Regions from separate parts of the Homo sapiens genome. Here region 2 is linked to region 1. A link is a contact called in ENCODE Hi-C data. All regions are on one chromosome and are shown on one strand. The core of a region is the stretch at or near the end of the contact, and the rest is flanking DNA. Distances in the headings are between cores, read along the strand shown. Region 1 has its middle 330 kb from the start of ICE1. Region 2 overlaps ADCY2 (adenylate cyclase 2).

Evidence for each region. A loop is a pair of places that touch in the nucleus more often than their neighbours do. Pooled maps may share reads with other maps.
Region 2: a pooled map shows a loop between it and region 1 (7-fold over the local background). The contact joins two enhancer-like sites. A Hi-C loop is called at or near these places in 2 of 37 single-sample maps with no recorded cell type and 2 of 50 pooled maps.

The regions. Positions count from the first base shown.
Region 1 is chr5:5,747,408-5,754,022 of GRCh38, reverse strand. No RefSeq gene overlaps it. Among named protein-coding and RNA genes, the nearest start is that of ICE1, 330 kb to the right of the region's middle. RefSeq lists enhancers at 953-1,092, 1,243-1,302. Within about 2 kb of position 2,327, at least 3 of the 41 ENCODE cell types and tissues checked have a DNase peak (open chromatin) inside an H3K27ac peak, as active enhancers do.
Region 2 is chr5:7,792,176-7,798,582 of GRCh38, reverse strand. The region is part of intron 20 of ADCY2 (adenylate cyclase 2); the gene reads right to left. Among named protein-coding and RNA genes, the nearest start is that of CFAP90, 56 kb to the left of the region's middle. RefSeq lists enhancers at 3,795-3,894, 4,145-4,304. Within about 2 kb of position 4,103, at least 2 of the 41 ENCODE cell types and tissues checked have a DNase peak (open chromatin) inside an H3K27ac peak, as active enhancers do.

The sequences.
Region 1 (6,615 bases), core at 1,078-3,577:
TATATATGTACCTATGGTAAAGTTTAATTTATAAACTAGGCACAGAAAGAGTTAACAGCAATAACTAATAATACAACAATTATGATAATATGCCAGCATCACTACCTTTGCATTTTGGGGCCGTTCTTAAGTAAAACAAGGGTGACTTGAATATAAGGACTGTGATACCACAACAGTCAATCTGATAACTGAGATGGCTGCTATGTGACTACCAGGCAGGGAGTGTAGACAGTGTGGATCCACTGGACATAGGGAGGATTTTTGTCCTGGGCAGGATGAGAAGGATGGTGAGAGATTTCATCATGCTATTCAGAAAGAATTTAAAACTTATGATTGTTTATTTCTGGAATTTTTTATTTAATATTTCTGGGCCACCGTAGACCTATAAACAAAAAATAAAACTTTAAGGCCCCCAATCATCTGAGTGGACCTCTCCTCTTGGCCAAGGGCATTCCAGAGTTAACCTGAAAATCTAGTTCAGGCCATGATGGAAGAGGGGGTTGGACCTAACCTCATTCTACCCTTCCAGCATGAACATCAACACAGACTTTAAGTCTGATAAGAAACATGTACAACCTATTCTCTCTGAAGCCTGCTACCTGGAGGCTTCATCTGCATGATAAAACCTTGGTCTCCACAACCCCTTATCTTAACCCAGACATTCTGTTCTACTGATAATAACTCTTTCAACCAATTGCCAATTAAAATATGCTTACATCTATCTACGACCTGGAAGTCCCCCCTCCCACCTTCGAGTTGTCCCGCCCTTCCAGATCAAATCAGTGTAAATCTTACATGTATTGATTGATGTATTATGTCTCCCTAAAATGTATAAAAGCAAGCTGTACCCCAAACACCTTGGACACATGTTATCAGGACCTCCTGAGGCTGAGTCACTGGTGCGTCCTTAACCTTGGCAAAATAAACTTTCTAAATTGACTGAGATATGACTGAGTTATTTTGGGTTCACAGACCAAAGGTAACTGAAAACACAGAAGTGAAACTGCAAATAAGTGGGTGCTATTATATCTGTGTGCAGACAGGGAGGGGAAAATTAAGCACAGGTGAACATACACATGAAACAACTTGAGACAAGCCTGGAAACTAAAATTCCAAAGCACGTGAAGAAAGACAGTCCCAGTGATGGAAGTCTGAGCTCCACAAACTCACTAAAGAAAGCATTCATCCCAAAGAAAGTGCAAGTGAGAGAGCAGTCTTCCAAAAGAGAGAGTGGCATCCAAAGAGACAAAATAAGAGCAATAGAACAGAAAGCGAACACAAACCAAGTAGAAAGAGACTATTTAAAGAGCCAGTTAGAAAGTATAAAAAAATAAATTTCAACAGGGTAATTAATGTGTAATAAGAATAAGGTGTTAGGGAATTAAAATGTTGTGGTGGCAAATATCCAAGTCTCATGGCCCCAAGTATGTTACCAGTGGAAGGTATCCAAGTAACCGGCGGTGAGTCTGTAGAGCTCTGCAGCAACCTTAGTTCTTGCCTCCTCAAAAGAAAGAATTCAACTGAGGGGCATAAGGCAGAAGAGGAGACCGGGACAAGTTTCAGAGCAGGAGTGGAAGTTTATTTAAAAAGGCTTTAGAACAGGGAAGAAAACAAAGTACGCTTGGAAGAGTCCCAAGTGGGCACTGAGGTCAGGTGCAGTGTTTAACCTTGACCCCAGGACTTTGTAGGCTTGCCCCTTTCCCATGATTCTTCCCTCAGGGGGGGCATTATTTCCCAGATGCACGGTGTCCTCCTTAGCCTTGGGAAGTGAGCACAGGCAGTGTGTTTAAGAAGCTGTGCACATGCCGGTCTGAGGCTTTCTTCCCTTTTCCTGTGGAGTGCCCCGAGTGGGTCATACTCCGCCATTTTGTCTCTTCATGCACATGCCCAGGAAGTTACTTCTCCCAGGCGCCTGCATTCAATGAACACTTTACTGCAACAGCTGTGGGGTATCAGTAAATGGCCTCTCCCTGGCACACGCTGACAATTTATCACTTTTAGAGAGGCAAAGTGATCATTGTCGAACCATCACCTGACATTCCTAGTGGATGAGGGAGGGCCCTTTCCTGGCCTGCTCATGCTTGTCTAAATACCTGTAACAAAAGACAGCACCAGAGTACTCAACCTGAATTACAGAGAAATTTAGAACAAAGAAAACATAAAAATGATCGTAAAAGAGTAAGGATAAATTGAGAAGCTCCGACATTCACCTGGAGTTGGAGTTAGATGGAATGGTGAACAGGCAACATTTGAAGAGATAGTGGCTTAGAATATCCCTGAAGTAAAAAGAGACATAACTTCACAGGTGTTTCCTGGGTGTATGTGCAACAGGGTAAACTTTCAAAGTCTGTATCTAGTTACGTCATAATGAAACTGAAGAATATCAGGGGTAGAAAGAAACTTATAAAAGTTTCCAGGAGATAGAAAAAAAAACAGTTAACCCACAGAAGACTGATAATTTCTTAACTAAATATTAAAATTAACCGCTGCCTAGAAAAATCCATTAAAGGATTAAGTATATCAATTAAAAGATTTAGTTCATGCAGATAGCATAATTATTCATAATACAAATTGAAGCATCCCGTTCAAAAAAGGTAATTCCAGGCACAACCATAAACAAGAGTTTATGGTTATAATAAGAACCATAAACTCTTATCACTAGAGTATATCTTTGAGTTCTGTTCAACCTCTTCCTCTGTCTACACTTTAAAAGTCTGCAAATCTTTGGATTTGCACATGAATAACCCTCAGATCTGCCCTTTCAGTCCTGCTGCCTTTCTCCCCACGCAAATACCTGTGACCATCTCCTCCACTTCGATACTCAGCCCCACTCAAGGAACTCTTCAAGCAGTAGGATAACATCATGTGAGGTGCCTTTTTTTCTTATCTTGGTGAATGCTATCTGCACCCATTGCACAGTACTAACACACTATCTTATGATTTATCTACATGGTGCAGCAGTATGTTCCTTCAGTGTAAAGCAAAACATAATTTTTATCTGATATTGTATTTTGCAAGCAAAGCCTCAAATAGTTCATTAATTGTTAAATAATTATGTAGATGGCTTGAAGATCATTTTATAACGTGCACAAATGTTTTGCAAATTTTCCTTTATAAGTTTAAATGTTTTTTAATGATATTGGGAGGAATCAGTGGGCATTTCTGTCGGGCTGGGGACATTACAATTTTCCCAATGTAAAATAACAAAACGTAGTCTTCTGCTTTCGGAAAATTCAGAATTAGTTTAGATTTGTGTAATGAAAGTTACTTGGATTTGCAATGCAGTCATTATTGCAGTCACAACTGATTTTTCACCTTCTGGTTTAAGATCTTGTTATGCAACAATACAAGAAACTCATCTACAGAAAGCTCTGCAATGAAACCCGTATTGTAAGAGGGATTCGGTGACCCAACAGAGTGGGACTAGCACACCCGTTGCTTCGGGTCTGACCCTACCTGCCTCTTCATCTGTGCACCATTCCTCTCCCACCCCTAGGACCAGTTCATGCAACTTGAGTTTGTCTGATCAGTCATGATTTTAAGTAGGATGAGAGTTAGGTCCTGCATGTGAGGATTCAGTATTGAATTATACTTGCAGCTTGGACTAGCATGAGGGTTCTAGGTCCTTTGTTCCCTTGACAATGTTGAATTTTACCTGAGCCTTGTGATCCTGAACAATAGTGATAATTGAAGAAACCCTCCCACCCTCTTTTGTCCTGGGAAACAGTTTATTGCAAAGAATCACTCTTCTCTGTGTAACGTATACAAGACTCACAGTTGCTCCCCTGTATACCTACGGAAAAAACAGACACAGATCCTTCAAATTCCCATTCCTTGCCTCTTAAATAATGAGCTGAACTCTTTGCACTCACTCACCAATCTGAGGAAAATACCTGATCCACCAAACTTCTCTCCTTCTCCAAGGTCTCTATACTTCAATTTATCCTCCATCTGAACCAGCAGACAATCTCTCCTTAACCACCTCTCTCAGGAATCAGTTAGAGAAAAACACTCCCTGATGGATTGTGCCATCACACCACCTACTCTCCTAAAGCCAGCTCTTTCTAGCCTAATTCACTTCTTTCTATAAAAGAAGAGTCTTTTCTGCTGACCTCTGAGACAAGTGCACATGTTATGGCCAGAGCACACTCCCTACATCAGTAGTTCCCCTCCCTTCATTGAAACAGTCCCTTTGGATAAAAAGTCTTTCTTTATCTAGTTCCAGGTTTGTTCTTATTTGACACCATGTACTTAAATCTTTATATCTGAGTTCCTGGATCTAGGCTTTTATTTCTGAAATACCCCCAGGGTCAAAAATCATGTCTTTAAATTCTGAGCTTGGGAGCCAGCACTCATTCCTCTAACACCTAACAGTGAGGTCAGACACTGCCTCAGCTTGGGAAAACTGTAGTCCCTGTTTCCTGTCAGCCTCTGACTCCACGGGATGCTGCTACCTTACTTAATTCCTATAGTCTCAGTGTATTCTTCATCATGTGATAAATACTTATTAAGTCACGCAGGTGAATTCACTAGGCTAACCTAGGCTTCCTCCTGAATCTTGTCGCTGTGGGCTTTCCTACAGTGTCTACCTCAGCCCAGTGAGTGGGTATGACCTCATATTCTAGCTTCTCAGAGTCTTCTCAATTCCCCTGTATCTCAAAATTTGAAAAAAAAAATCATCGCAGCACTTCTATTTTAAAATAATGAGGGAGTACTGGGGAAGAATTTTTACAAAACTCATGGAAGCCAAGACATTTTATAGGGTTTATAACATTAAAACAAACTGTAAACAACATAATTGCCCTTCTTTAAAGAACTGTGTTTAAAAATTTCATCTATGTATATGACAAACCATTATAAAACATTTAAACAAGCAATCCAGATCTTTAAAAATCAATACAGTTAGATCTCAGAAAATATGCTGAGTTTAAACATTTTGGATTAAATTTCTCTAAGGATTACAAATATCAATTTCCAGTAGAATGGCCTATCTTCAGATATCAAACTATTCAGCAAGTAAGATATTTTGGCAGCAACTTTTCACAAAGATTTACATTTTGGAATAACTTAAAATGAACTGTGATTATCTCTATATTAGGATGTTCACTGCTTTCTACCATAGCAACCATCTCCTAAATAATCTCTGCATGCTTGGAATTTATGCATAAACTTTGCTGAAATAATTTAATTTGGAAATATAAGGCCCTCCCTGAAGTAATTTGGCACTCATGAGACATTGGCTGTTTTTCCTGGAAAATTTTTCTGATAACTAACATTAATGTAAGCTTGTGTGGCTAGATGATACCTCATCTTATACACACATATGTCAACCACAGGATTGCAGACGCAGAACTACAGGGTACAGTACTCAATAATAGCCCAATGGAATCAAAGTATCCTTGTCTCTTAGCTAGAATTGTTCTCATGCAGATTCAGCTGTTTAAGAAATATGGTTATTATACACTAGAAACTTTCAGAAGACTGCTTCCTGCCCTTCCTCTGTCACCTCAGTAAGAGCAAGTCCTCTCCAAGTTGTCCTCCATGAAAAAAGGTGTGGAGAGAGGAGAGAGCACAGATGCATGTGAGATTTGGTTGGATCAAGTTGTACCTATACCACCTTCAAGCTTTTGACCATGGCCAAGTCACCTAAACACTGGTTCTCATCTCCTTCACTGGTGAAATCATCTAAGTCTCTCTTTATAAAATTGTTATTCTGCAGTGAGATAACACATGCCAATGCACTTGGGAGGCTGAAAGCATGACTCAGTGAAAGTCACCACCAAAAACAGAGAAAACTTCCATGCCAGCTTTGATTTCAATCCCCGTGTTTCAGATAACAAGTGCCACCAACTCAAATATAATTTCAGTTAAGAGCCCCTTATACAACTGTGGTAATTTCCTTCTGCACATAAAATGCACATTATTTTATAAACCCAGAGTAAACTGCTATTAAAGACTTAAAATATAACAGTCCCCCAAATATTCTAATTATGTGTGACTAAGTCATAGGGATTACAGCAGATTTGAATCTGACTTCAACCAGAGGTAAATTGTCCTAGCAACTCAGAGACCCATGAAAGACAAACTGATGTTGTTACTGAAATTCAATGAGATTTTGGGAAAGTGTGTTATGCAGCATTGTTACAGTAAAACTTCCCTAATATAAAAATTGGTATCAGAAATGGGGTGCTGCCCTAACAAATACAGAAATTACATGGCACTGGCAGGGTGGCAAGCAATAGCTAAATGATATTGGAGACTGAAAAAAATGGTTATTTATGTTATGCAATGGCAAAATATTTGGTCAAATTATTATCTCTGATAATCTAAAGTCAGAAAATTTTCTAATGGACTGACCTGGTGGCACTGGACAAAGAGGTTATAAGTCAGATTGTGGTAGTATGAGTTTATTGTTATTATTCTATTTGACAAAGTTCTTTAAGGGGGGTTTGATTTCATAAAAGAACTACAGAGTTTCAAGCAGAATTAAAGGGAATAGGTAGCATCTAGAAATTTCAGATTCTGAAGATTTGAAAAATAAGACATTTCTCATTCATATTTACACAATACATGGGGTTCAGCATACCTTATCATCACACTGAAGGCACTTGTAAG
Region 2 (6,407 bases), core at 2,854-5,353, 2.0 Mb before region 1:
AAAAAAAAAGAAATAGTCAAAACTCTTGCCCTCGTTGTACCTGTGGCTTGTGCCCTTCCCCAGTGTGGGCCTTTTGCAAGTGGAGAAGGGGGATCAGTTGGTTTCTACTCTCTCTCCACCACTCCTCCACTCTTCCTAACTTGCTAGCTGGGTTTTCCAAACCATCCAGAATGGAGAAGAGGGGAAGGAGGAAGAGGCTGCGAGGCAGGACAGCTTCCTATTAGCTGCATCCTGCTCCCTGAATACTCAAACCTGGCTTTCCTCCTGTGGATGTTTTCATGGGTTTTTGGAAGACTCCCTGCCATTTCGCCCATCCCTGGACATCCCCTCAAACCTGAGTCTTCTATGATGGAGGCCATGCACATCCCTCCTGCTCCTCACTACCCTCTCAGGTCCGGGCTTTCTCTGTGGAGGTGCCTTCACCTCCCACTGCCTTCCCCCCGTCACCCAGGCAGCTTTGTAACATTGGATCTAAAATAACCCTACACCAATTCTCTTTTTCTTGCTTGATCCTTGGGCAACACTGAGCACCCTTTGCTGTCCAAACAACTGACAGTCCAGCCATGTCCCAAACCACAGCTCCCCACCCTGTGTGCCCAGATGCCCCATCAGCACCTGCATTCAGTGTTTCCAAGTATCAGAACCTGCCTGCTATTGGTGTCCCCCAGTTGGAGATGCTTCCCAGGACCACTCAGAGACTCAAGTCATGGGGTGCTCCCAGGCTGAGCAGTTCTGGCCTGTTCACAGGCTGGAAGTGAGGGGGGATCCCCACCTTCCCCTCTAGGAGGGGGCTCATCCCCACTACATTCTACCCAAACCCTCTTTCAACCTCTAGTCTTCTGGCCAATTCATAAGCTCCCTGCAGGTCAAGGAAGGCGTTTGTAAGCTCTGCACACTGTTTAATGCCTCCTTTGGAATAAGAGAGCAAGCGTCTCTTAGTGTCGCAGGCTGAAATTCCCTCTGACGCCCTGTTACACACACACGTGCCCTATCAAAGGGCCTGCTGTGTGCCAGACTTCATACCAGATGTTAGGGACACAGAGGAAAAGAACACAAGCCCTGCCCTTAGGGAGCATGAAGTCTAGTTGGAGAGACAGAGAAAATCCAGAAAACATAATAAAGTGCAGTTGGTGCCGTGGGCCCAGGTGTGGAGGCGTCTGGGGCTCTCCATCCAGGTGGGCATGGGGGTTGGAGTGTTCTAGAAAACATTCAAAGCTGCCACCGGCGCTCAGGTCTCCCACCTCCCAGACCAGACTGGTGCTTTGTCTCACTGACTTGGGCTGCATAGAGGCTTTGGATCGTCCACGTTTCCCGAGTTGATCTATGTGGGAACCATTAAGCACCTGGTGTCCCCAACTGTCAGTTAATGCCTAATTTACTCAGGGGAGTCAAATGACTAGAAAGCACAGAAGCGTCTATTGAAACCCCAAGGGCATGCTAGCCTGACCCTCCTGCAGAGGACGCATGGGCATAGAGCTTAAAGCTTAGCACTGTTGAGTGATCTGCCTGGTCGTCACTGGGAGGGTTCTCACCAGCAGAAAGGGAGGTGCTGTTTGCACACGAGGGGCATTTCCCAAATTTCTGTGGTGGCATCCGTGGCTCATGTGGCTTGTTTTGATCAGGCATTGGCTCTCTCCGAATGAGGATGTCTGGCTCACAATCCTCTACCACCCGGGGACTTGGCACGGGGTCGATTTGGTGACAAAATGCAGTCTTCTCCCCAAGTGATGAGAGCTGGCTTTGATGCCCATTGAAGGGGCTTTTCAGAAATGTTCCTGCCACACACAGAGGTGGGGAGAACAGGCTTCCGAAACAGAGAAGGCTCCCATCTGGGTGCACAGAACTCTCCTGATGAGCCTGAGGGTTGTGTGGGCTGAATCTGGCCATGACAGTTAACAGCTGATGGAGAAGCTTCAGGAAGTTTTAAGTAACACAAGTGCCCAGGAGAAGGAAGAGGCACTGCAAAGCCAGTGTAGACACAAACAGCCAGCCCTATGCCCATGAGCCCGAGCATAGGCCTATGAGCACTTCTTCATTGAAATAAAACCTTTTCAGAATTGATTGTTACAGCGATTACATCATTCTTGACTCCCTATTTCTGAAGGGAAATTAATTTCCTTTTGTGCATTGATGCAGTGGGTAGGAGAGCAAAAATGACATGATCTGTGTTAATGCAGGTCTTGGCATAAGCTGTGCCATTTTCCAAGCATTGTTCCAGAAGCCATGGAGTGGAGGCTATCCAAAGACGCCCTGCCCTGGACTCAAAAAGTCATCAGCAACCACAGGTTGTGCCACAGAGAGGAATGGAACTGCCTCCCTGGTCTCTCCCAGAGTCCTGACCTGTCAGTTTTGGTCCCAGGAAGTCGTTCATCCTCAGGGCAGTGATTCTGCAGGGAAGCAGCCCCCATCCTGTTTATGCATGAAGTATTTCACTAGTTAAGTCAGAAAGGATGCAGGTATAAGCTGATCCCAGGCAGGGAAATAAAACATGACTTCAAGTCCTTTTTTTTTTGGCTTATAGGTAGACCTTGTTGTATTGCGTCTTGCTTTATTGCAGTGCACAGATATTGCATCTTTCACAAAGTGAATGTTTGCTGCCACCCTCCCTTGACCAAGTCTAATGGCACCATTTTCCCAACAGCATGTGCTCATTTTGTGTATCCATGTCAGCATTTTTTGCAATACAGTATTTTAAAGTTAAGGTATGTACATTTTTTTTTACACATCATGCTATTGAATACTTAAAACATACAGTATAGTGTAAACAATCTTCACATGTGCTGGGAAAGCAAAAATTTGTGACTCGCTTGATAGTGATATTCACTTTATTGCAGAGGTCTGGAACCAAACCGGCAATATTGGTAAAGTATAGCTATACTTGCTTTTGCCAAAGTCTTGTTTTCCTGTATTATTTCCAGAAGACTCACAGAGCAGTATCACCAAGAGTTTAGTGGAAATGGATTAGTGTGGTGGATGCCGGGGCAACCCACACAAAGGGGCTGAGGGCCTGCTCCCATCCACCCCATGCCCCAGAAGCCTCCCCCGGGGCCTCTGCATTCAGAGGCACTGAGCACTCAGCACCAGGGCTTGGCCCACCCTGCTGAGAGGGGGCTGGGAAGGCAGGCACTGCCCACAGTGCTTTTTATCCAATGCCAGGAACAGGAGCGAAGTGATTACATTGGGTTTTGTTTTCCACTTTATTCAGGCTCTAAAAATGTTGGGCAGGAGCCCTTTCTGAAAGCTTTTGATCAATTCCCAGGGGCAGTGATTCTCAAGTTTTGCATGAATCTGGGATATTTGCTTAAAAGATAGCTAACAGTATTTACTACATGCCATGCACAGTTCTAAGAGCTTCATCTAAATTATTGCTTCAAAAATTGGTAATGGTCTCTGAGAGGACTCTGAGGCCCCATAGCCAAGAGGTGCCAGGGCTGGGACAGATGCTTTGCTCTCAGTCACCTCTCAGGGCCCAGGAGGTCAAGGAAGGCTTGTGTGGGGACCAGTAATAGCTTGTTTAGCAGGTGCTTCACTTTCAGAAGCACTGCTCTTGTCTGCAGGGACTTCTTTGGTCCCAGCATCAGCCACACTCTGCCATGCAGTTTCAGTAAGGGGTAGGGCTTCTGCTTGGGGAAACCTTAGGGAGGAAAAGAGCTCAGGCAGGATGTCAGTATTTGGTCCTGACACTGTAGAGGGGACAGAAACCTTGATGATAGCTACACTCTTAAACAGCATGGGCACCGTTATCATTCAGCTGTGCAAGGCCACACAATATTAGCCCCACCTGGCCTGGGATTGCAAGGTTAATATTACATCATTAGGTCAAGGAAATAGATTCTTCTGTCCAGTGAGGAGGCTACTTTAGGGCAGCAGGGTCCGATGGCCACAGGAGACATTCCACAGAAGGGAGGGGCACGACTTTGCTATGCTTTATGCACGCAGGTGGCTCTTCTTATAACACCCTCATTATGTGTTTTCAGAAACAAACAAAACTCTCCCTTTCTGAGACTCACTGTGGGAACTCTGAGAACTTTTGGCAGGGGGTTGGTGCCTCTCTTTCTTGCTCAGGCCCTTTGTGTGGGCTCTGTTTTGCATGCAGTGCTGTTCCCATGGGGACTGAAGCCTCCAGAATCTCCCCACACTCACTGTTCCCGCAACTGGCTAGCAAACCTCCCCTGGGGGAGTACAGGGTCCTTGAGGAGACGGCATAGGTCTGCTCTGATTGTGGTGGGGATTGGGGGCTCCTTTTAATAGTTTAGTCCCCAAGTCTTACAATGGCTGCTAGAGTAGCCATCACCCCCATTGCTCACCCTATTAGACAGAAATTGGTAGTAACATTTGAAATGTTACAGCCAAGGGAAGATCTGCATTGTGTGATTAAGTACAGAGAACCCTGCAGCCCGCCAGCTGAGCAGAATGACACGATCATTTCATTTCCCAGCATCACAGTGGGAATGATGATGCTCTGATTTAAGGTTCAGTGTCCACTCTTCTCCCTTCCAGAGAACATGTCAGGTCAGCAGCGAGACTGCAAGCCTACCAGGCAGGAATCACTGGCCTTGAGCGTCATCCAAACACCCTTGGCATGCCTGTTATGGAACGTGGAGCCATCCATGCTGGTCCAAGTCTGAAGAGCTCTGAAACCAAGCTCTTTCATTCTCCTATAGGGCTGTAGGCTGCCCCCAGTCAGGTGTAGATTTGAGGACCCCGTGTTTCCCGAATGAAGGAAGGAACCATCTTCAGGTGTTGCAACTGGAAGCTTGGTGAACAGGCACTGATCATCTGCAGGGGGATTTATATCAATGCTTAAAGACAGGTCCCTATGTACACACAGGGCTACAGTGGCTGTGATGACACCCCCAAGGGGTTCACCTTCTTTATTTGACAAATACAGAAACAAAGCCCAGAGCTGGCTTCATCTAAATGTTCCCATTCCTGCTTTGCTCCTGGAAAGTTTCCGAGCTGCCCTTGCAGTGAGGCAGTGCCAAAACCAGGGCTCACCCCAGGTCCCGAGTCCCCACTCCGGGCTCCTGTTAGGCCATGCTGCCTGCCCCACTACTCGGCTTTACACCATGGAGCTCGCAGGGTGGTGAATGCTACAGGAGACACTGTGTGTCTTTTTTGTTGTTGTTGTTGAGATGGTGTCTCGTACTGTTGCCCATGCTGGAGTGCAAAGGCACGATCTCGGCTCGCTGCAATTTCTGCCTCCTGGGTTGGTGCGATTCTCCTGCCTCAGTCTCCTTACTAGCTGGGATTACAGGCACATACCACCATGCCCGGCTAACTTGTTTTTGTATTTTTAGTAGATACAGGGTTTCACTATGTTGGCCAGACTGGTCTTGAACTCCTGACCTCATGATCCGCTTGCCTTGGCCTCCCAAAGTGCTGAGATTACAGGCCTGAGCCACCGCACCCAGCTGACACTGTGTGTCTTTAACCCAACAGCAGCACTCCTTAGGAAACTTGGAGGAAAATGTCACGTCACCCTCAGGAGCACCAGAGGGTTGTGCAGTGGCATGAAGGTCCCTGGTACACAGCAGGGCCACAGGGGAAGTGGAGGAGTCACTGTGAGCTGCCAAGACCCGCACTTTGCTGCTGTCTTCCCTCTCATGCGTATCCCACCTGTGTGGATGTGGGTCCCGTGCACGCCTCTGTGAAATGCCCGCCTCACCTGGAGGACTGCAGTGCGAAGGCACCATGCAGATGTCCCTCAGCCTGCCTCCAGCAACTGGAAGGCAAGGCACCATGCTTCTTCTTTTATGGATGAGGACGGCGAGGCTCGGACAGGGAAGTAACCAGCTCACGTTCACAGGAACAGACAATGTTGGGAGTAAGATTTGAGGCCGCACTGTGTAGCTCTAGGTTTTATTCTCCTTCCCCATCTTGCCTTTCCTTATTATTTCCAAGGAGGGTAACTGTATTCTGATGCTTGCTTAGAATAAGCCAAGCAAACAGGAAAGAGCAGAGAGAACCTGCTACTCCTGGAGGTCTGGCCCAGGGAGGCTGTCAGGACATGAGACAGGGCTCTGCAGGGCTGTGAGGCTGAACCCTGGGGCCAGGGTACCTTCTGTGCTCCCCACAGACCTTCACAGAGCTTCTCGAGCTCCAGAGCTTTCCTCTGAGCCCATGTCTAGGAAGGGACCCTCCTATCAGCTCCCAAATTCTTTTAAAAATGTTTATTTATTTATTTAGAGATGGAGTTTCGCTCTTGTTGCTGAGGCTGGAGTGCAATGGCACGAGCTCGGCTCACTGCAACCTCCACCTCCAGGTTCAAGCAATTCTCCTGCCTCAACCTCCCAAGTAGCTGGGATTACAGGCACCCGCCACCATGCCCAGCTAATTTTTTTTTTTTTTTTTTTTTTTTTTTTGTATTTTTAGTAGAGACGGGGTTTCTCCATGTTGGCCAGGCT